Regions from separate parts of the Homo sapiens genome. Here region 2 is linked to region 1. Evidence: read pairs that join two places in POLR2A ChIA-PET (ENCODE). Cell type or tissue: B cell. All regions are shown on one strand. Links, peaks and the distances in the headings refer to the core of each region. The heading gives the core; the rest is flanking DNA.

Region 1 (8,000 bases), core at 1-8,000:
TGCAGGGCAGAGGGAACAGGAAAATAAATGTCAGTGTGAGCAGGTGTGACCCAGGGGACTATCGGGATGACAGGTGTGCTGCTTTGAGAGGACTCTGTGTCCAGCTCCTAATTTAAGGTTCTTGTTGCAATCAGAAGGGGTTCCATTATTCCACCCCTTGGTGGAGAAGGCAGCCTGGGCTGTGGCTGGAAATGAAGGTAGTGGAGGAAGGCCTGGCAGTGATCCGCACCAAGTGGCCTGGCATCCCCAGAGTGGGTGGGAGAGCAGTTTGTGAGCACAGAGGAGGGCCCCAGTGTGGAGGGGAGGCAAGATTCCCCATCCCCAAAGCCACTTGGAAGCCCTGGGTTAGTGGCAGAGTTCTCAGGGTACACACCTGAACCACAGGCTTCTGCCTGCAAATGACCAGAACCTCTGTTTTGGGGACTAATGGCTCTGTCCCTCTGGGGCAGTGAGCTTTCTTGCCAACTACTTTTCCAGGCAGAGCACTGGCCTTGGCTTCAGGGACTTCCCATCTCAAGGCCTCATTTCCTCCACCCCCAAAGGACCTGTACCATTCCCAGCGTCTGGGTCTACCACCAAACCGTTCTCCTTGGAGCTGGGACACCAGTCGCCCCTCCTCCCATGGAAGCGGTCAGGAATTGCTCTTGGGTTCTGGCCTCCTTCTCTTCTGTAAATCTTCTAGGTGCTTCCTGGACCCTCCTCATATTTTTGTGTCTGGCACTGGGACCAAGGCAATATCTACTCTCTCTCTCTCTGAAAAGGAGATGGCCCCTCTGGGCTCAGAGTCTTGTGACTCCAGCTGCTCATTGTTTGAAATGAGGACCAGCTGCCTCCTGTCTGCCCGGCTCCATGGCCTTCTTCCACCTGGGACAGCGGCTACTCCCTGTTCCTTAGAGACAGCCCATGAGCAGCTTCATTCCACCGGGAATGACAGCTGCCCGTATTTCAGCGTTTGTTCCTGTAGGATTCCTTACAGGATAGCTGATGGGTTAAGAGTGCAGGTTCAGAGGTGCTCTCTGGATCAAGGCTCCACTCTGCCCCTTACGAGAAGAGTGGTCTTGGGCAGGTCACTTAACTTGTGTGTCTCAGTTTCCTCATCTCCAAAATGGGGTTATTGCAGTATCCACCTCATGGGTGCTTACGATTACCTGGAAATTTTTTCATGAGCCTGTTTTCTCCTTGTCTTGGGGGGACTTAAGAAAAACCCTATGAGAGGAATTACATTTTCTAATCAGGGGCGATTCCCAGGGGACCCTCTCCATTAAGCGCCTCAGCACAAGTCCTCCCCACTCCCGCTTCATCCATTCCCAAGTCCAAAGTCCTCATGCCTGAGCACTCCCCTTGTTCACCTCAAGTAACTTCATGCGGCTCCACCCCGCAGGGCTGTCTCTGCAGATGGAGCAATCATTCTCCTCCCCAGGGCCCACGTGCCAGGCTGGGGTGTGTGCTGAAGTTAGGAAATCTCGCTTAGCAGTGGAGGGCACAAGGCCCTAGGATCTTGGTAGGAGCTGAGAGATGGGAGTCAGAAGGAGTCAGCCTTCCCCTCCCTCAGCCTGATTTTCCTTATTTGTAAAAAGAGGACAGCGACTCCTCCCCTGCCTCCTTCCTATAGCTGCCGGGTGGCTCTGGTCAGGTAATTTATGTGAAGGAGCTTTTATAAGTGTAGATGATAAACGGGCCTAAGGTAGTGAGGTCTCAGTCCCTGCTGCACATTAGAATCACCAGGAAAGCTTTAAAGAAAATGCTGGCCGGGTGCAATGGCTCACGCCTGTAATCCCAGCACATTGGGAGGTCAAGGCGGGTAGATTATCTGAGGTCAGGAGTTCGAGACCAGCCTGGCCAATACGACAAAATCTCATCTACTAAAAATACAAAAATTAGTGGGACATGCTGGCACGCACTTGTAGTCCCAGCTACTTGGGAGGCTGAGGTTACAGTGAGGCAAGAGAACTGCTTGAACCCAGGAGGCAGGGGTTGCAGTGAGCTGAGATCACACCACTACACTCCAGCTTGGGCAACAGAGAGAGACTCCATTTAAAAAAAAAATAAAGAAAGAAAGGAAGAAAGAAAGGAATGGAGGGAGGGAGGGAAGGAAGGAAGGAAAAGAAAGAGAAAGAGAAAGAAATAGAAAGAGAAAGAAAGAAAGAGAAGAAAGAAAGAAAGAAAAAAAGAAAGAAAGAAAGAAAAGAGAGGAGAAGAGAAGAGAAGAAAAGAAAGAAAATGCCAGTGTCATCCCTAACCAAAGATTCTAATTGAATTTGCCTGGGATGGGTCTCAGACCAATAGAACATTCCAGGTGATTCTTCTGGGCAGCTGGGGTTGAGAGCCTCTGGTCTCAGAGATTCTAAACTCTCTCTTAGGAAGAGAAGTCCTTCTGTCCTCTCCTTTTGCCCTGACCATAGGGTGTCTAGGCAGGGAGTAGGCTGTGGATGGCCCCTCCAGGACCTGTGTCTAAGTCATTGCTGCCTTGGTTGGCTACAGGGCGGCAGCTTGGGGTCATATCTGGTCAGGCAAAATTGACTTTCAGTCTGGGCTTGAGTCCAGCCTCTGCCTGAGTGTTTGATATTGAGTAAGTGACTTCACCTGACTGGACTTCCAAAGCCCTCATCTGTGAAATGGGGACAGCAACACCATTTTGATAGTCAGTATTTCGTGACTATTAAAAAACATAACGCAGGTGAAATGCTTAGCTCAGTGTCTGACACATAAGAGGTCCTCAATAGCAGCCCATTAAAAGCTCAAAGCCTCTTCTGCTCTTGGGTTGTTTTTGCCATTACATATGGGATCCCAACAGTATTAGTTTCCCCCAATCTCTGGGGGCCCCGGTGCTAGTGATGGGTATATGTTGAATCCCAACAATAACCCTAAGAGAGAAGATGTTCCAGGTCTCACTGTCCCTCTTCTACAGGTGAGAAAAGTACAATTCAGAGACATTGAGACCCTTGCTCAGGGCCTCTCACCGGTTCAGGCACCAATCTGGGGCTCATTTCTCTTCATCCTCACCAGCCCCTTACTCTCCCTGAATGCCAAGAAATTGTGCCACCTGTGCTGCACAGAGCTTGAAAATGTCATGATATGTGGGGGAAGTTAAAAGGAAATGACACAGGCTAGAAAGAGAGAAAGGAGAGAGAGATGGGTGCTGAGCAGGAAAGCACGTGTGTCCTTGGAGCCAGAGGAGGGGCCAGCCAGGAGCTAAAGATGTTCCCAGTGTCTAGGGGTGGGAAGTGGGATGACTCACAGCCTGTCGGTGACCAGGATCTGAGACCCGGCTTCTGGGCTAAGATCTGCTTCAACTCCGTGACTTCCCCTTTCATGAAGGGGAGATGGCTTCCCATTTCAGGGCCTCAGCTTTCTGACCTGTCATGTGGGCATACTAGATTACATCACTGTTTTTCAAGCTGCCAGTTGCCATCCATTAGCAGGTTGTGAAATCAGTTTAGTGGACTGTGACCAGCCATTAAGAAAAAAAAAAAAAGCAGAAGAGAAAATATCAGAGTATATTGATACATAGTAAGCATTAGCCGTGTGAAACCTTGTGTCAGTTCCAGATCCATGTATGTAAAGACTATTAGATAGATTTCTTGATTTGGCTTCTCTCAATAGAGCTTAAAAACCACTCAGCTAGATACTTTTTAGCATTTTTTTTTTTGAGACGGAGTCTCCCTCTGTCGCCCAGGCAGGAGTGCAGTGGTGAGATCTCAGCCCACTGCAACCTCCACCTCCCCAGTTCAAGCCATTCTCCTGCCTCAGCCTACCAAGTAGCTGGAACTACAGGCATGTGTCACCACGTCCGGCTAATTTTTGTATTTTTAGTAGAGACAGGGTTTTGCCATGTTGGCCAGGCTGGTCTTGAACTCCTGACCTCAGGTGATCTTCCTGCCTCGGCCTCCCAAAGTGTTGGGATTACAGGTGTGAGCCACCGTGCCCAGCCACTTTTTAGCATTTCTGTCAGCCCTCATTAACTCTAGACTTCTGTAAAATAAAAATGCATCTATGTCTAGAGAAAAGGTGTGGGAAGTAGAGTCTGGTTGGGGGCTAGGGATAGTCCCAGCCACTAGAGTAGCATCACTCCATGTTGGGCCCCCTGTCAGCCCCTCTGTGGTGTGGTCCTCCCTGGAACAGGAGATGGGAGCCCCATCACACACCCAGCGACCAAGTCATTCTCACCCGTGTGCTGCAGGTGATTCAATTATACAGCCAGGCTGACAAGGATTGAGACGGCTGACTAGCAACTTCCCTTTCACAGTCTGGAGTCTTTCTCTGTGCTTTTCATGTGAAAGAGGGACCACAGAATAAATGGGCAGGGGTTATATTAACATATTTGTGATTATGTTTGGCTGTGATTAACAGTGAACCCCCCCAAAAAACAATAGCTTAGAAAAATAAGACAGAAGCTTATTTCTTCCTTACACGAAAGGCCTGGAACCAGGCAGTTCTGGGCAGGCCAGGTGGTGGCACCATCCTCAGGCCCTAGCTCTGTCCAGTCTCCTCTCCACCATCGCTAGGGTACGTATGGCCCTGCATGGTCTAAGATGTCCGCTAGAGGCTTGTCCCTGTCACACCCACACTCCAGACAGCAGAATGGAAGAAGAGGAAGAAAACAGGCAAAGGGCATTTGCCAACTGTTTATATAAAGAGGTTTTCTAAAAAAAAAAAAAAATTTAAAACAGGTATTCAAACAAATATTACCATGTGCACATTCATAGCAGCACTACTCACAGTAGCTAAAATGTAGGGACAACCCAGATGTCCATCAGCTGATGAATGCATCGACAAAACATGGAATATTCATATAATAGACTCTCATTCAGCCATAAGAAAAGAATGAGCTACTGATGCATCCTCCAACATGACCGAACCTTGAAAACATTATGCTAAGTAAAATAAGTCAGACCCAAATCACATATTGTGTGGTTCCATTTGTTAATTTATGAAATGCCCAGAATAGGGCCGAGCGAGGTGGCTCACGACTGTAATCCCAGCACTTTGGAGGCTGAGGTGGGCGGATCATTTGAGGTCGGGAGTTCGACAACAGGATGGCCAACATGGCGAAACCCTGTCTCTATTAAAAATACAAAAAAATTAGCCGGGCGTGGTGGTGCATGCCTGTAATCCCAGCTACTCAGGAGGCTGAGGCAGGAGAATCACTTGAACCCGGAAGGCGGAGGTTGCAGTGAGCCAAGATCGTACCTCTGCACTCCAGCCTGGGCGACAGAGGGAGACTCCATCTCAAAAAAAAAGAAAAGAAAAAAAAGAAAAAGAAATGCCCAGAATAGGCAAATCCACAGAGACAGAAAGAGTTGGGGTTGGCAGGGGCTGGGGATAGGCGGAAATGGGGAGTTCCTGCTAATGGAGTTGGGGGATTCTTTGAGGAGTGATGAAAAAGCTCTGCCACTAGATAGTGGAGATAATTGCATATTGTGAGTGTACTAAATGCCCCTGAATTGTACATTTTAAAATGGTTTAAATGGCAATTTTTATGTTGTGAATTTTACCTCGATTTTTTAAAAGAGAGAGTTCCTGGAAGTTAATACCTGTAACTTCTGCCAAAAGCTTTTGGCCTAAATTTACCCCATGGCCACCGAGCCAGAGTGGAGCCTGGGAAAGTAGTGCCTGCACATATGGGGGATTTCATTACCAGGAAAGAAGGAACGAGTGAACGTTGGGATAGATATTTATCTGGCAGTCCACCACATTAGAATTGCTGCTGGCACTGATGTTCTCAGGAAAAAAAATCTGGGAAATTGCCCCAGGCCTGACACTGGAGTTAAGCATTAACTCAGGGAGGTGGCACGGAATCAGAGTTTGGAGATGTCACACTGTGGGCAAACCACCTCTCTGGCCTCCATGTGCTCACATCTGGAATAAAGGTTAGGAGTATGTGATTGTTCTCTAAGGTTTTTCCCGCTGATGTCTTTTAAGTGTGTACGTTGATGAGTCAGTTATAAGAATCATGCGACTCCTGTCTCTTCTTCTCCTCCCTTCACCCAGACTGTGCAGAAGACATAAGGTGCAGAAGACAGCCCTGAGGCTCGTAAATATACAAAAAGCTGTAAACCTGAGAACCTTAGACAGCTGAGTACCTTCCCCTCCTCTCCTTTCCTACACATTCTGACAGGGTGGGCTGTGATGAGTGACATGTCAAGGGCTTTGGGATTGGGGAGACAGGATCATTGGATCCTTGAATTGGGGGCTGGCAGAGCAATCCTAGGGTTAAGGGACAGGACGATGACTGAGGGAGGCAGCCAGTGAAGGGTTCAGAACCACACTGGAAGCTTGATGAGCACGCTCTCAGCTGGCAGCCCCTACTCAGGGATGCGGGGCAGGCTGTCCCCTTTGTCCAGCTCCCCTGAAGACGGCTCTTTTGGAAGAGATGTTTTCCTTCCAGGAGCTCGCTCTCTCCCCTCTGTCGGAATCCAAATGCTAGCAGGTGGACGATGCAGCATGAGGGCCCCTCACCACTTAGGGCACCTTCTGGACTCAAAATCCTGCATGAGACCCTCTTCCAGAAGGAGGTTTCGGGACCACAGTGACAGGGTAGAGTCAGTAAGTCCTGGTGAAAAGGAAACACCATTTTTTCTTCCAGACTACTCTTAATACTTCTTAACCGCCAAATGTGTGGGGTTTGTTCTCATACCAAGCGATTTGCAGTGGACACCCACCGGGTGTCCTACCCTTCAACTCAATTCTCACACTGTTTGGAGTTAGCACACAGCCTACAGGGAGTGCACACACCCCTCAGTCCCACAACACTGCCCCCACTTCAGATGCCAGTGCTTCAGAAGTTGTCACCTGTGCTTCTGACTGACCAGATTTAAATCGGGAGTTCCCACCAGCCCATTCTCAGGTTTGAAGATTTGCTAGAACAGCTCACAGGACTCAGGAAAACAGACGACCAGCTTATGGTAAAAGGATACAACTCAGAAGCAGCCAGATGGAAAAGATGCCTGAGACAAGGTGTGGGGAGGGGCACAGAGCCCCCATGCCCCCCTCCCAGCACTTCCATGAGTTCAGCCTGGAAGCTCCTCAGGCCCCATCCTTTGGGGTTTGGGTTTTTATGAAGACTTCATTTATAGGCATGATTCATTAAGTCATCAGTCATTGGTGATGAAATCAACCTCCAGTCCCTCTCCCCTCTGTGGACGTGGGTAGTGGGCATAAGGCTGAAAGTCCCAAGTCTCTAGTCACTGGTTGGTTCCCCTGGCAACCAGCTCCCATCCTGAGGCTATCCAGGAGCTGCCAGTACCAGTCATCTCATTAGCATACAAGAAGTCACTCATCATTTTGGAGGTTCCAAGGCTTTCAGGAACTTTGTGCCAAGAAAAAGCAGAGATCAAATACGTGTTTCTCATTATGCCACACCTGGGTTCAGGATCCTGGCTCTGCCAATTTCCAGGTATGTGACCTCAGTTAAACTACCTGGTCTCTCTGAGCCTTTGTTCCTCATTGTAAGATTTCACTGACCACATACATAACATGTTCTGTGGACTGCGCATAGCAGTTGGCATAAAGAAGGCTGATGACAAAAGTGAGCCCCACTTTTCCTCCTCCTCCAGCTCGGAGCAGTCTCGCACATCCCACAGCCACCCTAACAGGGAGCAAGGCTCGTTGGTGCTGCCGGGGCTCACGCTTGGTGTCAGAAAAGGCAGAGATGATGAGTGCAAATGCGAGCTCTGGAGCCTGCAGTCCTCCACTGTGGAGTGGGGTGACAACGACCAAGGCACCTGGTTTCTCTACACCTTGGCTTCCTTGTCTGTAAAACAGGACGTCTACAAGTGCCTGCCTTATGGAGTTAATGAGCTAATGCACGTAAACACTTTGAAAGATGGCTGGCACACAAATGCCCAGTAAACTTCAACTAATAGTATGATCACCACCACCACAGTCACCCCAGGTCTGACCTAGTGTGGCGTGCAAAATACCCCTCATATTCTTCCTGCAGGTTTCCCTGTTGGGAGGCACCCTGGAGCTCAGTTTTTTCTTTTTCATCCTCTCTAGGG
Region 2 (17,064 bases), core at 3,440-11,439, 69 kb after region 1:
CTGGGGCAGGAGTAGAAACGGAGTTTTATGAATTTGGTATGCAAATATTTAAAAGTCATAAGTCATGTTAATAAGCTGCTAAAAAATATGCATTGTCTACTCCAGCCTTGACAAATATGTATATTCAAAATGACCTAGAAGACTCAGTGTAAATTTTAGACAGCTCCAATTTTGTTTCATAAATAATAGTGTAGAAAAAGCTCCCTACCCCTGGCCCTAGATCATCTCTATCTTCCTCCCCACCTGTGGCTCTGTGCCACCCTTCAGAGTATAAAATGACACCTTGGGACTCCCAGTTTAAACAACATATCATAGACTTGATCACCCCACTTGTCCCCACTGAGTACAACAATAAGCCCCAGAAATAACTCAAGAGGCAACAAAAGGAGAACTCTGAGAGGTGGTAAGAAGAAGATGAACTGGTTAGAGATCCCAGGACTGGAGGAACAACACAGCAGCCAAGCATCTTACAGCTCACACCCAACAGAGGAAGGTTACCCAGCCCCAGCCCCAGTATAGCAACTGAAGGTGGCTCGGGTTTCTGCAGGAAGTAAAAAAGAAAGCACTACCCCAGTTTTGTTTGTTTGTTTGTTTGTTTTTTACTGCTTTTCTCTGGTTTTTCTCTTAGGATAATACTAGCCTCTGACTTGTCATGCATATCAATAGTTTGTTCCTCTTTGTAGCTCCATAGAGAAACACAGTATAGATGTACCATGGTTTAACAATTCATCCGCCGAAGGACTGGCTGTTTTCAGCATTGGAGTATTAAGAATAAAGTTGCTATAGACATTCATATACAGGTTTTAGTGTGAACATAAGTTTTCATCTCTCTAGGTTAAATGCCAGTGAGGACAATTGCTGAGTCACACGGAAATTGCATGTTTAGTTTTGTAAGAAGCTGCCAACCTGTTTCCAGAGACGCTGTATTATTTTATATTCTCACTGGAAATGTATGACTGATCCTGGTTCTCTGCATCCTGGCCAACATTTGGAACAAACTATTAATACATACAACAATTGGAAGAATCTCATGGGAGTTACACTGTGTAGGAAAAAATGTTAACCCTAAAATGTTACATACTATATGTTTCTATTTATATAACATTCTTGAAATGACAAAAATTATAGAAATGAAGAACAGCGTAGTGGTTGCCAGTAGGACAGAGGGAGTGTAGGACAGAAGTTGATGAAGTTGATGTGGTTATAAAAGAACACAAGAGGCCGGGCGCGGTGGCTCACGCCTGTAATCCCAGCACTTTGGGAGGCTGAGGTGGACGGATCATGAGGTCAGGAGATCGAGACCATCCTGGCTAACACGGTGAAACCCCATCTCTACTAAAAATAGAAAAAATTAGCCTGGTGGGGTGGCAAGCACCTGTAGTCCCAGCTACTAGGGAGGCTGAGGCAGGAGAATGGTGTGAACCCAGGAGGCAGAGCTTGCAGTGAGCTGAGATCACACCACTGCTTTCCAGCCTGGGCAACAGAGTGAGACTCTGTCTCAAAAAAAAAAAAAAAGAACATAAGAGATCCTTTTAGTGATGGGGTTGTTTTATACATTGGCTGTGGTGGTGGATACACAAACCTACACATGTGATAATATTTGCATACAAATAAACACACACACATCAGTAGGAGTAAAAACTAGGGAAATGTGCATAAGGTTGACGGGTTGTATCAATGTTAATTTCAACGTGATACTGTACTGTCGTTTTACAAGGTGTCACCATTGGGAGAAACTGGGTAAACAGTAACCTGGGATTTTTCTGTGTTATTTCTCACAACTGCATGTGAATCTACAATTACCCCAAAACTGAAAGTTTAACTTTAAAAAGACACCTCAGCCAACATGTTCAAGTGCTATCGGTACCATCACAAATAGCTGCCCTGGTCCATTTCTCAGATCTGGAGGTACACACAGCAGTGTTCAGTCCACCAACAAGAGGACTAGCCTGGGAAAGAGACCAGTTCACAATTTACATGCAGGCGCAGAGCTGTTTGATCAGGGTATTCAGTGGTCCCTGACATGGTCTAGACAGAAGATGGGGTCACAGGCTCCATGTGGACATGGCCCATTGTCCCCACAGGCTCCTGACCCTATAGGGAAGGATATGGTGTATGGCCCAGGTCTAAGTACAAGTCAAATATCTCTACAAGGTTGGCATGGAAAACATCACCCATCCACTTTTTTTTCCTCCAGTTGCCCCCTCTCCAGTAGCTACTTCTTTCCCTTTCTACGGGAGGCAGAATTCTAAGATGCTCACCATGAGGGTTAATATCATGTGGCAACTTGACTGGACCATGGAGTTCTCAGATATTTGGTCAAATATTGTTCTAGGTGTTTCTGTGAGGGTGTTTTGGGTGAGATTAATATTTAAATTGGTAGACTGAGTAAAGCAGATGGCCCTCTCTAATGTGGGTGGCCCTTATCCAATCAGGTGAAGTCCAGAATAGGACAAAAAGGCTGACTCTCCCCTGAACAAGAGGGAATTCCTCCTGCCTGCCTGACTTCGAATTTGGACATCAGCTTTTCCCTTCTTTCAGACTCAAACTGAAACATCAGCTCTTCCTGATTCTTGAGCCTGCTGGGCTTCAGAGTAGAACTATACCGTTGGCTGTCCTGGGTCTCCAGCTTGCTGACTCACCCCGCATATCTTAGCACCTGTCAGCCTCCATCATCACATGAGCCAATTCCTTATAATAAATAAATAAATAAATAAATAAAATCAATTGGCTCTGTTTTTCTTGAGAACCCTGACTAATATAACCACCAATGACCCTTGTCCTTATAAAATGCCCTCCCTTTTGAGTGTGGATAGAAACTATGAGTATGATATCACTCCCATGACTATGTCACATTTATGGCCAAAGGAAAAGTATTCTAGGTAGGCCACATATAATCAGGTGAGCCCTTTGAAAGCAAAGAGTTTTCTCTGTCTGGTTGCAGAAGAGGAAATCAGAGAGACCTGCTTCAGCTGGCCTGGAAGAAAGCCTGTATGAGCCACTTGGCAAGTGACTATGGGTAGCTTCTAGGACCTGAGAGCAGTCCTTAGCTGACAGCTAGCAAAAAAACAAAGACCTCAGTCCTAGAACTTCCGGTTTCTCCCAACAATCTGCATGAGCGTGGAAGAGGACCCCAAGCCTCAGATGAGAAGCGGCCCTGGGTAGCAGCCTGGTTTCAGCCATGTGAGAACATCAGCAGAGAATCCAATTAAATAGCTTAGACCTTCCAAAACTGTGGAATAGTAAATGCATGGGGTGTTTTTGTTTTGTTTTTCAGAAAGAGTCTTATTTCACATAGACAAGGTCATGATTTCTGGATATTCTTCCTCATGCTGCAGAATACAGACTTGTCCTATTTAGTTGATAACTCAAGTTAAAAGGACCCAGGACATTTTCAAAAGACACCACTAATAAGCACACCCCTTCCTCCACTCTTAGGGTTTTTTTGTTTGTTTATTTGTTTTGTTTTTAAAGAAGAACGGCCGGGCATGATAGCTCACGCTCAGCATTTTGGGAGGCTGACGTGGGTGGATCGCCTGAGGTCAGGAGTTCAAGACTAGCCTGGCCAACATAGTGAAACCCCATCTGTACTAAAAATACAAAAAATTGGCTGGGCGTGGTGGTGGGTGCCTGTAATCCCAGCTACTCGGGAGGCTGAGTCAGGAGAATCGCTTGAACCCAGGAGGCGAAGGGTGCAGTGAGCCAAGATTGCGCCATTGCACTCCAGCCTGGGCAACAAGAGCGAAACTCCATCTCAAAAAAAGAAAAAGGCGCGTATTACTCCATTTTTTGGAATGGTATAAATTGAAGAGAAAGAATAGAATTGCCTAAATAAATTTAAAAAAGTAAATAAGGTTATAATTCTACCTCATGGTATAATTCTACCTCATTAGTGGAGTGCTGCACACACTAACCCAGAATAATACTGGGCAATTAGATTACATGTTTTATTAATTGAGGTGAAATTCACATAACATAAAATTAACCACTTTAAAGTGAACAATTCAGTGGGATTTAGGACAATTCAGTGGCATTTGTGCAAATGGTGACTTCCATACAGTTCTAAAACATTTTCATCACCCTAAACAGGCACCTTATACCCATAAAGCAACTCCTCCTCATTCCTCACCTCCAACCCAGCCCTTGGCAACCATCGGCTTTCCGTATCATTTTACCTATTCTGGGCATCTCATATAAAAGGAATCAGACAATATATGACTTTTTGTCTGTCTTCTTTCACTTCGTATAATGTTTTCAAGGTTTAGTACAATTGTTTTCAAGGCTTATCTATGTTGTAAGATGTTATCAGTACTTTGTCTCACTTTTCGGCTGAGTAATGCTCCATGCATATTCCACCGTTTATCCATTCATCTGAGGATGGGCATTTGGGTTGCTTCTGCCTTTCAGCTATTGTAAATGCTACTACCATAACCATGCCTGCACATGTGCTTATTGGAAATTTTACTTCTTTTGAGTGTATACTTGCAAGTGGAATTTCTGGGTTTTTTGATAATTCTGTTGAACTTTTGAGAAACAATGACTTTTTTCATAGATGTTCTTTTAAGCTGCTAAGTTTGTGGGAATTTGCTACACAAAGTTACAAGATAAATTCAACTTTTTTACCTAATTATTTTTAAATTTACCTTCATACCTCTAAATAACATGCTCTGAGGAAAATAATTGCTACTTCTTGATTTGCCAGAAAAATAGTGACAACTGTCCCTATGGCAAATAAGAGCTTACCCCTCTCATATTCCTACCACCATCATGCCAAGTATAGCCTTCCCATCTCCCATCCTCCCAGTACTGTTAAGTCATAACATTGGTTACTTTACTATCAGGTGCTTACCTTATTAAGCTTTGTAAATTCACAGTTGATCCATGTAGTAAAATCATGTTTACTTTTCCTTTCCTCAGTAACATTTTGCTTTCCCTTCCCTGGAGTTAATGATTCAAAGTCTAGCCTTTATATTGGCTTAGTTTTCTATACACCCACTACTATTTCAATCCCAAACATTCACTAATTTTTTAAATAGCCTCTCAAGACTTTTAGACACACCAGGTATTCTATCAGATTTGACATCCTGAGGAAGTTTTGCTTGGAGTCTTCTGATCTGTTGTGCCCTGGACTGATTGGTTTTTATACCAAATTCCCAGCTGATGTTCTGGGGCCTCCCTTCAGCATCGCCCTGGAATCTGTCTCCTAAGCTGGATCTATTGTTTCATGTAGCAAATATATTTTCTTCTTACCTGGCTTATTCCTTTAATGTTGCAGGATATCCTCCAGTTGTCAGCTGTCATCCTGGGTCTCCCTTCAGCATCACCCTGGAACTTGTATCCTAAGTTGGTTCTATTGTTTCATGTAGCAAACATATTTTCTTCTTACCTAGCTTACTCCTTCTTTGTTGCAGGATATCCTCCAACAGCTTCTCAAGAAAGGGCCCTTAAAGGCAGATCTTTTGAGACCTTGCATGTCTAAAATGCATTTTATCTTCACACTTGGCTTATAGTTTGGCTGGGTATAGAATCCTACAATGGAAATGATTTTCCCTTGGAATTTTCTGCACTCTAGTGTTATTGTTGGGAAAACCAAAGTCACCTCAAATCCCAATCGTTTGTACCTGATCTGTTGTTTTCCTCTGGAAGCCCATAGGATCTTCTCTGTGTCTCCAGTAGGCTGTAATTTCACAGGGCTTGGTAAGTGCCCATTTTCATCCATCACCCATTATGCTTGACATTCAGTGACTCCTTTCAATTTGAAAAGTCATGTCCTTTGTTTCTGAAAATTTGTCTTAAAATATTTTATTGATAATTTCCTCCCTTTTGGCTGACACACTACCCCTCCCCCCACCCTGCCCACCCCATCCCTCCCTTGCTGGCTCTTATTCTATCTCTGTCTCTCATTTTTTCTAAAACTCCTGTTGCTCTAATATCTGACCTTGTGGATTGGCCTTCTGATTGTCTTTTTCTCTCTTGGACATCCTTGGTTTTCTTTTTAAACAACTTGCTGAGCCATAGCTTCAACTTTATTCTCTTATCTGTATACTTTGAGATTTTTTTTGTTTCCACTATCATATTTGTAAATTTCTAGAGCTTTTTATGGTTTGGATGTTTCTTTTTTGTATCATATCCCGCTCTTGTTTTATGGTTGCAATATTTTTTCACAGCTCTGAAAACATCAAGAATAGTTTATTTTCCTGAATGTTCTTCTCCTCAAATAGGCTGATCCCTCTGAGCTTCTTATTTTAGTATGTTTATTTTTTTTCCTTTCTCTTTCATGTTAGAAATTTTCTTTAGATGTCTGGCAAATCTTTTCTGCTGATATTTAAAAGTAGGGGCTAAAAAAACTGATTGGGACTGGGTGTGGTGGCTCACGCCTATAATTCCAATGCCTTGGGAAGCTGAGGCAGGATTGCTTGAGGCTAAATTTAAGACCAGCCTGGCAACATAGTGGGACCCCCATCTTTACAAAAAATTTTAAAATTAGCCGGGTGTGGTGGTGCATGTCTGTGGTCCCAGCTCTTCAGGAGGCTGAGGTGGGAGGATCACTTGAGCCCAGGAAGGTCGAGGTGAGAGTGAGCTGAGATGGCGCCACTGCACTCCAGCCTGGGCAACAGAGTGAGACCCTTTCTCAAACATCAACAAGCAAACAAATAAAAAACTGGAAGTTCTGAGTGTGTGCTTGAGGGTGTCCTTGTAGGGTGACTACACAGGGCTGTGGAGCTGAGGAAACTCTCATGTCAGTATCTTTAAGTCTTTCCTTTGGAGCTGACGGAATCGTGAGCACTGTTTCCTCCTGGCTGCGGCATCATGGTGGAGCACGTGGGCAGGTGGAGGTGGGTGGGCCAGCGTCTCAGCATCCAGTAGACAAATGTCCCTTGAATACCCCATTTTCAGCATAGACCCTAGACCTCAGCTGAGCTTGTTGTGCTTCAGCCCAGAGACCCTCTCTTTTACTCTCACTGAAGAACAAAGCCACAGACTTTTGTTGGGCCAGGGAAGGGGCAGTGATTCAGCTCACAGAATGTGGAGGGGACCTGGGACCCACTACTTCATAAATAAGCTCTCAGCCAATTCTTATTTTCTTACACAAACCCCTCCATCCCAAGCTCCATCTACAGAGGTATCTGTCAAATTCCAGAGCTTTTCAGCTTGCTGCAAAGGAAGATTGGGTTGGTTTTCACCACTGCCTGGATTTCTCGTTGCCAGGTGAGAATTAGCTTTTTTTTTTTTTTTTTTTTTTTTTCAGATCTGCTCATTATTTGCCTGTCTTCCCCCTGCTTTTGAGCTTTCAAGGTTTTGCTGTTGTTAACTTCTCTCTGATTCTTCCGAAGTCCTTCTTGCCGTACTGGTGAGGCTTCAGGAACTGACTGCAGGTGTTCACGCCAATATCTATGCCGGGAAGCCCTTTTACTCCTCTGTTCTGCAAAGCTCTCAGTAAGGCATTTTTGTGTTTTAGGGGGCGGCATTCATGTCTGGCTTTCTGTAGTGACTGGCCTGAGGATGAGCCAGGCTGTACTGGCCAGGACACAGTCAGAGCTGGAAGATTATCACTCCTAACCATTTCATCTTTTCCTTCCTTGTTCATCTCCCTTGAGAGTTTGAAACATTCTTTAAACACAGGAAAGACTGGGGATTTGATTGTAAGCATACTTTTTTCAACTGATTTCCTTAAAAAACACTTAGAATTTACAAGAAGAACATCATTCTCCCAACAGAATTAAATTACTTTCATTCTTTTTCCCGGGAAAGTTTTGCTGGAAATGTCCTCTCCTAGCTCTGAGCTAACACAACTCTCTGTTAATGTATTTCTTAGGAATCATCCACTTCAATGGGCTGCCACTTTTGTGTATTTGTTTTTCTTTCTTATAGATAATGAGTTCCTTTAAGGCTAGAAACTGTGTCTTATTCATTTTTAATCCTTCCCTCTTCCCCACCATTATCATCTGAAATAAATGAATGAATGAAAAGATTCTGAGCAAGGTAATGCCTGGTAGCAGGATCAGGTCTAACTCCTCACTCTTCCACAATGCCTCACCCACATAGACACTAACATAGGCTTGGTGGTTGGCCAAATGAAGTGCAGAATCTTGAACAAAGTGATAACTGGAGCAGCAAAGCCAGAGCATGGCAACCTCCTTGTATTTCTGCCATGTCCATCCCTGCCCATTGTAGCGCTAGCACCATGGTTAAGACTATAGATACTAAACTCAGACTCTCTGGGTTCAATTTTTGACTCCATTCATTATCAACTTTGTGAACTTGAGAAGTATGCATATTCTTTCTGAGCCTCAGTTTTCCCTTCAGAAAAGTGGGAACAACACTGGTGCTTAGTAGTAGGTAAAATGCAAATTAGAGCAGCTCCTGACACGCAGAAAGTGCACAGTAAATGGTAGCACTGCAGTTCTCCAATGGGTAATGAAAAGATGACTTTATTTTTATCACTGATCTAATCTTTATGAGCCCTGGTCCTGCTGGGTTCCAGAAAAAAACACGTTTTTAAACTTGGGTTAATCATACCTTAGACTCTTCCAGTCCAAGCGGTCTTGTAATTATAATCCAGCCCCTGCCGCGTAAGTGCTTAATCTCTCAGACTCCTCCTCCTTCTGTTCTCCTCCAGGATTGCATCTAGGGAGCCTGGAATGGGGGCTTCTGTGAGGGAGGTTGGGACCCACATGTTCTCTGTTTACAGACTTGTCTGCTTTCGCCTGGTCCTTTATTGGTGACAGTTGATGTGTGTCTGATCACAACTGGCCTTCTGGATGTGGTGCTGGCTCCCAGCACTGGAGGCTGTGGTCCCTGCCCTGTGCCTCCAGCTGAGAAGTCCTCACTTTCCATGGCTTCTGTCCCAACTCCAGGCTACTGCTGGTCAACAAGTCCTTTCAGCGTCTTCATTCCCCTCCCTTGACCATATGGGAACTTCTGGATCCCTGCCTGCCGTGGACAGGAGGCTTGTTTCAGGCCTACCTCTCAAGCTCCTCTGTCTGCAAAAATGCATTTATAAAAGGATAAAGGAGGACCCGCAGAATCATCAGGAGCACTCAGCTTCCAGGAATAAGATCCAGAACCTCAGAACCGGCTTGACGAGGAAATAGAAGCTGCTACCAACGCTCCTGCCCCTGTTCTGCCAATGCTCCTCTGGGGCAGGAACTCATCCTGCAGCTACTAGTAAACCATGATCCCCATGGAAGCTGGTCTCTGCCACCATTCATGCCAACAGACCTGCCTCCTGCAGGTAATCCATGCCATCCAATTGCACACTTCTGAGCTGGAGTCTTGCTTGCCTGGGTTTGATCTGATGAGTGCATGTGGCAGGCCTGCATCCTACCTACCAGGGAGGCTGGGCTTTGAGTTTTCTGTGTTCTGGCTTTGGATGGTGTGACTATTGAGGCTGGAAATTTGCAAAATACAGCAAAGGCATTCAAAAGGGTCTGCAAGCCGTGTGCAGTGGCATACGCCTGTAGTCCCAGCTACTCAGGAGGCTGACACGGAAGGATCTTTTGAGCCCAGGAGTTTGAGTCCAGCCTGGGAAACATAGCATAGACCTTGTTTCTTAAAAAAAAAAAAAATTAATAACAATAAAAAGAACTGGACAGCTAGAAAACATGATGCTACATGAAGCAAAAACCCTTTTTTCATTTTATTATGAAAATTTTCAAACATAGAGCAAAGTTAAAAGAATTTAATAGTGAACACCATATGCCCCTCACCTAGGATTCTACCATTAACATTTTACTATGCTTATTTTATCACTCTTCCATCCATCCTTTCGTCCATCCACACATCCATCCAACCAGAAATTTTTGGTGCATTTCAAAGTCAATTGCAGACATTGGTACACTTCCTTCTGAATACTTCAGCATGCCTATGGTTAACTAGAGTTTGAAATTTGTTTACAGTTTTTTTCTTGGTGTTAAATTCACATATAATGAGATGTACAAATCTAAAGTGTACATTTGCTGCATTTTAATAAATGCCTATGTAATCAATATTCCAATCAAAATATAGAAAAAATGATCACTCCAGAAACTCCCCTCATGCCCCTTTCCAATCTCTGTCTCTAACCACCCCCAAAGGCAACCACTGTTCTGATGTTTTTCCTACCATAGGTTGGTTGGCAAAAGCCCTCTAATTTTGGCTTTTTCCTGAAACTATGGAAATTTGCCCCAGAAAGCTGAAATCAGATAGAAAATCTGCCTGCTTCTCCTTCCTTGGTCTCACTTCTCTTCCCCATACTCAACACAGGTGGGCTCCCCTCAGTGCCCTGGTAGAAAGGATTTCCCTGAAATGGTGTATCCAGGCCAGGTACAGTGGTTCATGCCTGTAATCCCAACAAATGGGGAGACCAAGGCAGGAGGACCACTTGAGGCCAAGAGTTTGAGACAAGCCTGGGCAACACAGTGCGAGACCCTGCCTCCACAAAACATAAAATAAAGTAAAAATTAGCCAGACATAGTGGCACATGCCTGTACTCCCAGCTACTCAGAAGGCTGGGGTGGGAGAATCACTTGAGCCCAGGAGATCCAGGCTACAATGAGCTATGATTCATTAAGCCTGGATCCTGATAGTTAATGGAAACTTAAAGAGTTTACTAAACGCTTTCTTGGCAAAGCCTAGCTTTAAAAACAACATTGTCTTATGAAGGACAAAACAAAACAAAACAGAAACCAAAAAACCTGATAGGGCAGTCAGTGCTAGATGATGACCCATTATAATTAGTCTCCTCTGCCCTGTCCCGGAAGCACAGAGACTCTTGGCTTCAGTGGGTGGGGAACCTCAGGTCAACATAATTTACCAGAAATATGACTGAAAATATTTCAAAAACACTATCCTCATCACAGAGTGAGTGAGCCGAACTGAACCAAGGGGAGGATCTAGAATCAGATGACATCGAGAAGTTGATAGCAAAAGTGTTAGAACCGCTGACATCTCAATAGGTTCCACAGTGATTCTCCCTTTAATGAGCATGAAGAAGTATTTGCTGAATGAGTTTTGACAGGAATTAATGAATGCAGAATGGAAGAAATGAATGAAGAGGGGATCATAAGTGAGGTGATTCCTGAGCATCCAAAGCAGTGACACAGTGAGATCTGAAGTCTTTGCAGCTTCAGAGCCGCTCGTAGGTGCTAACAATGTGTGATGTATGGAAAGACAGACGAGGCCACAATAGGACACAGGTGACAGGGATGAGGCCACCTCTTACCTCCAGGCTTGCCACACAGCTCTGGCCCACATAAGGTGGGCAAGGACAAGGTCTGCTGATGACAGTACTAGAGCATCTTGCCTTCCAACTGGGTGAGCACCTCCCTGCAAGAGCATGAACGCCAGCTGCCTATCACCTATGTCACCGGCTACAGGCATGGTCCTAAGGATGAGGTGATGTAGAGGTGAGTTAGAGCTTCACAGTCTTTTATTAGTTGCCCGATGACTTTGCCCAAGGGTGAGAGGGAGCAGTATCATCTTCCATTTTATAGCCAGGTAAACAGAGGCCCAGAGAGGGGAAGGGACACCCTGCTGCCCGACCAGTCCAGGTCTAGCTGTGATAGGTTGTTCTAACTCATTGTCTTGTGAGGATGAATTCCCAAAACAACACAGGTGACTCCCAGCCAGAGTGCACAGGGGATCCTGTGTCCAGCTGGTTGCTTGGCCCTTGGAACTCACCCATGGGCGGTACCAGGTCTGTGGTTGCTGGACCCACGGGGCTCTGGATATGGGGGTTCCAAGCAGCAGAGAGGCCTGGGGTGCCACCCACAGGGCACAGCTGCTCTGGATTTTTCTGGCCCTCAGCCTCATCTTTACTTGAGTCCACAGCCTCAGGCTCCCTCCCCTGTGATTTGGGTCAGTCTGAAGTTTTCTCTTAAGGGACAGACCTGGAATCCTAGAGGGGAAGTGCACTCTAGGCCAGCAGTTCTCAATCTTTTGGGGCTCAAGACCCCTTTACACTTTTAAAAATTATTGAGATGCCAAAGAGCACTTGCTTATGTGGGTTATATCTATAGTTTTTTTTTTACTGATTTGGAAGCTAACAATGAGAAACTTACAAAAATGTATGCATTAATTCACTTAGAAACTAAAAAACCTATTGCATCTTAACACATACAACATGTATTTATGAAAAATAACTGTACTTTCCAAGAACAAAAATAACATTAGTATGAGTGGCATTGTTTTAGATATAAATTTTTTTTTGCAAATTTCTTTAACTAAATGGCAGGCTTAACAGAGAACAGCTGGATTCTCATAGCTGCTTTTGTATTCAATTTTTTAAACATTATATATCATGAAGCCTCTGGAAAATTCCACTGTACATTCAGGGCTAGGGAGATGCTTTGAGTCCTGAAAAAAATCATGGTGCCCTTCCAATCCATATAATTAAAACAAAAGTAAACTTGAAATTAAGTAAACACAACACAGTTTTTATTTTCCCAAGGTGAGTCCTTTGATTTTTTTTTTTTAATGTTAAAATATTTTTTAAAATTCAGGCCAGGCACGGTGGCTCAAGCCTGTTATCCCAGCACTTTGGGCAGATCACTTGAGGCCAGGAGTTTGAGACCAACCTGGCCAACAGAGCGAAACCTCGTCTCTACTAAAAATACAAAAAATTAGCTGGACGTGGTGGTGCACACCTGTAATCCCAGCTACTCAGGAGGCTGAGGCAGGAGAATCAAACTGCTTGAACCCAGGAGGCAGAGGTTGCAGTGAGCCAAGATCACACCACTGCACTCCAGCCTGGGAGAAAACAAGACCCTGCCTCAAAAAAAAAAAAAAAACTGCTTGGTATCCACACTTTACTGGTGTCTTAAGCATGTGAACAACTCATCACAGATCAAAGGGGAGGGGCCCTGCCCAGGCATCTGTGCTTGGCTCCCTGGAGAAAGCCTCTCTTCCATCCTCACTCCCCATCAAGAGACCCTTATTTCTCTGAACTCCTCCCCAAAGGACAGGGTGCTTTAGCACGACCTCCTCTTCACTGGATTTAGGGCATGGTGCTGGGGAGCAGATGGGAGGACAGAGAGACCTGAATCCCTCAAGACATCCTCATCAAGGAGGCTGTGGTGGGAAGGAAACAAGCCACTGCAGTGTGAGGCTCGTGGACGGACAGACAGAGGGACAGATGATGGACATGCCCAGGAGCTCCAAGCAGTCAAGACCCCTGGAGACTATGGCAATCAGGCTTCCTGGAAGGACGTGGAGCTGGAATTCAGTTTTTAGGACGGGAAAAAGGGGCAAAATGAATGAGAAATTTTTATTCTTTCCCCTGACTTTAAAGATAATACAGATTTGTATAGAAAAGTAAAGCAATACAGAAAATAAAAAGAAGAAAGTAAAAATAATTACAACTAATATTTGTTGGGTGTGTGCCAGGCAGTGTTCTAAGTGCTTTACATATATTCACATTTAATTTTTACAACAACCCTTTGAGGTAGGCACTACTTTTATCCCCACATTACACATAAGAAAACTGAGGCCTAGAAAGGTTAACTTATTTGCCAATAGAGAACTAAGTGATGAAGCTGAAATTTGACCAAGGCAGTTTGACTCCAGAGCCAAGATCTGAGGCAACCATCTAAACACAGGTAACCCATCTAAACATTCATACATTGAGCATCTACTACATGCCAGGAACCTACTAAACTTTAGATTCATGACTCTGACTGTTGGCTGTGGTCTCCTACTTGAGCACATAGGATAGAAGAACATGATTTCTGGAAGTAGCTTGTTCAGCATCTTCATGCCATGGTGGACTTGGGGGTATTCTGGGGGGGTGCTGCTGAGCCTGTGTGAGGCCAAGTATTCATGAAGAGCAACAAAGAGACTTGGGATAAATTAAGATGGTACTGCTGGCCAAGCGTGGTGGCTCCTGCCTGTAATCCTAGCACTTTGGGAGGCCAAGGTGGTCAGATCACTTTAGGTCAGGAGTTCGAGACCAGCCTGGCCAACATGGTGAAACCCCATCTCTACTAAAAATACAAAAACTAGCTGGGCATGGTGGCACGTGCCTGTAATCCCAGCTACCCGGGAGGCTGAGGCAGGAGAATCGTTTGAACCGGGGAGACAGAGGTTGCAGTGAGTCGAGATCGCACCACCGCACTCCAGCCTGGGGAACAAGAGTGAAACACCATCTCAAAAAAAAAAAAAAATGTATTGCAAAAGGCATTGGAGGCCACCATAAAGAGTTTGAACTTAGGACCTTGTTGGGAGTGAGAAGCCACAGGGCCTTTGGAATGAGGAGTGCCACAGAATAAAAATGGTGGTTTGAGGATACGTATGTATCTAGAGGGAAATTTGGCAAAATATATCATAATTTTGCTTGTTTATTTGTTTTTAGAGACAGAGTCTTGCTACGTTGCCCAGGCTGGACCCAAACTGGGCTCGCTGTATCTTTCCACCTCAGCCTCCCAAGTAGCTGGGACTACAGGTGCACACCACCATGCCTGGCTTGTTATTTTAAATAATAATAATAATAATGTTTTTGAAAGGTAGTATATACCCACAGTCAAACATTTCTAAGAGTTCAAAAATTAGGTTTCTCCCTGACTTCTCGTTTCTACCACCTCCTTTTATTTTCCACCTTACTTTTTGTTTTTAATTAGGCAATGTATCTAGGAGACTGTTTCATATCCACGTGCATCAGTCTGCCTCCACTTTTTAAATAGCTACATAGTATTTTATTACATGGATAGATCATAATTTATCCCATTAATGAAGACAGGAGAGTTTTCACTCTTTCTGTTATAATTAATGTTGCAATAAATATCCTCGTACTTAAATCTTTCCACACTTTTGGATCCATCTGTCGGACAAATTCCTGCACATGGAATTGCTGTCTTGAAGAATGGCTCCTCTCAACAATTTCACTTGGCAGAAATTGTCCCATCATAGAAGCACACAAAAATACATGCAAACAATTAAATTTCTTTATAAGGGCAAAAAAGTGGAAATGACCTAAATTCTTATAAATTTAAGAAGGGTTAGTAAAATTATGTAAATTCACACAAGAGATGACATTAATAATGACAGTGCATAGCTATATTCTATGATTTGAAAAGCTGTCATCTCAGCACTTTGGGAGGCCAAGGCGGGTGGATCACGAGGTCAGGAGATTGAGACCATCCTGGCCATGGTGAAACTCCATCTCTACTAAAAGTAAATTAAAAAAAAAAATTAGCTGAGCATGGTGGCGGGTGCCTGTAGTCCCAGCTACTTGGGAGGCTGAAGCAGAAGCAAGGTGAGAACCCGGGAGGTGGAGCTTGCAGTGAGCTGAGATCGAGCCACTGCACTCCAGCCTGGGCAACAGAACAAGACTCCGTCTCAAAAAAAGAAAAGAAAAGAGAGCACCATGTTTGGTCAAGCAAAAAGGACGGGTTACAAAACAGCTTCTGTGTATGATGCGATTCATGTAAATTTGTTGCCATGTGTATACAGCCGTATGCATGTATACTTTCTTCACTCCCTGTATTGCTTGAATTTTGTACCTGAGTATGTATTATCTCTATAGCCAGAAGAACAATTAAATTGCTTTTAAAGCATCTGATTATTCCCCAGGCACAGATTTTAATTTGTGAAGCACCCACTTTATGCCTGGCATTGGGGTACCCTGAGCCGCCCAAGGCTTTGGCTCCCGTCTGTCATCTCTAGCCTGATCATCAGAATCAGAGAATGTTGGAACTGGTAACACTTAGTTCACACCCGTATTTTACAGATGAAGGCAATAAGGCCCAGAGAAGGTAAGTGACCTGCTGAAGGTCACACAGCCAGTTTGGCCCAGAGATAACAGAACCCAGGACTCTACTGCCAGGCTATGATGCTCACTTCTAAACTGAGTATGGGCCGGGTGCAGTGGCTCTCACTTGTAATCTCGCACTTTGGGAGGCTGAGGTGGGCAGATCACCTGAGGTCAGGAGTTTGAGACCAGCCTGGCCAACATGGCGAAACTGTCTCTACTTAAAATACACAAAAAATTAGCCGGGCATGGTGGCACACGCCTGTAGTCCCAGCTACTCAGGAGGCTGAGGCAGGAGAATTGCTTGAACCCGGGAAGTAGAGGTTGCACCGAGCTGAGATCGTGCCGCTGCACTTCACCCTAGGTGACAGAGCGAGACCCTGTCTCAAAAAAAAAAAACGAGGAGTATGAATTATTATTTGGGGTCTCGAGCAGTGGGGCAGGCAGTGATTTTGATGCCCTGTCTTCTGGGAGCTCCCGTCCAAGCAAGCCCAGGATGAAAGATAAAAGGGCCCTGAATAAGACCATCATTAGTGGGGAGGAGCCTGACCCTGCATAGGCAGAAAAGCAGCTTCAGCAGGGCCCAGGGTCTACAGGGCAGCAGCCTGCAGGGTGTTGAGGAAGGAGCTGCCCTGGGCTGCTGCCAGATGTCAGTAATTATAAGGCTATGTGGGTCTGCAGACAGCTCATTAAAGACGCTTGATCTGCGTGAAACCAGGAAGCAGAACTCAGCCTCTTTGCCACTTTCTGTAAGAAATCCAACCACATCAAACACTTTGGGGTTTTTATGCAGTTTCCTGAATGTTGGGGTGATCCCAGGGAGCGGCCTCATCCTACTGTGCTCAGCACACGGTTGTCTCCTTACCCTTCCTTGTCTCTTTCCCTCGATTCTACCCCCTCCCACTTCCCCTTCCTCACTGGCCCAGGCCACATCCAGCCTTCGATAGCCCCAAGTCATCCATCAAAGCATTTCTCCGGCAAAAAGAAACCTACCCCACCGGCTTCCATGAAAATAAAATCCCCTCTATTTCATTAACAAAAGACCTCAGATGCCTTGAATTCCAGCACCTTCAAGCCCAGAATCTTAGACTTTGAGCTGGAATGGCCCTGAAGAATAATTGAGTCCAATCCCTTTAGTTTGTAGGTAGAAACACCAGGGTTCCAGGAGGGGAGAGGTCTTGTCCAAGGTCACGGGACACCCATGGCCACCAGGCCTCTAAGCTCCTGGCTGGAGGCCACTCACAAAGTCAGGGCAGATGGGCCTAGCTTCTGAGTCAGAACCAGCTCTCCCCTTTTTCTTATCTACCTCCTCTCAAGAGTCTAGTGTCCACCAAGGAAGT

What was found. Peaks named below come from ENCODE experiments on the same cell type or tissue, not always from the same donor. Only the 100,000 strongest peaks of a DNase experiment are listed, where the experiment ranks them.
Region 2: POLR2A ChIA-PET joins it to region 1 with 8 read pairs; 4 of 35 experiments call an interaction of 5 or more read pairs at or near these places.

What each region holds. Positions count from the first base shown.
Region 1 is chr20:2,298,070-2,306,069 of GRCh38, forward strand. All of the region lies in intron 1 of TGM3 (transglutaminase 3), which reads left to right. It overlaps LOC105372503 (a long non-coding RNA gene), which reads right to left and starts at 3,448. Exons shown (of 3, transcript XR_937203.3): 1 at 3,239-3,448. RefSeq lists an enhancer at 3,377-3,556. In B cell, for the core only: a CTCF peak has its summit at 2,044; a DNase peak (open chromatin) is centred at 3,342; H3K4me3 peaks cover 400 bases; H3K27ac peaks cover 1,732 bases; H3K27me3 peaks cover 588 bases.
Region 2 is chr20:2,363,319-2,380,382 of GRCh38, forward strand. No RefSeq gene overlaps it. Among named protein-coding and RNA genes, the nearest start is that of TGM6, 9.0 kb to the right of the region's middle. In B cell, for the core only: no CTCF peak of the experiment used is centred there; no DNase peak of the experiment used is centred there; H3K27me3 peaks cover 1,757 bases.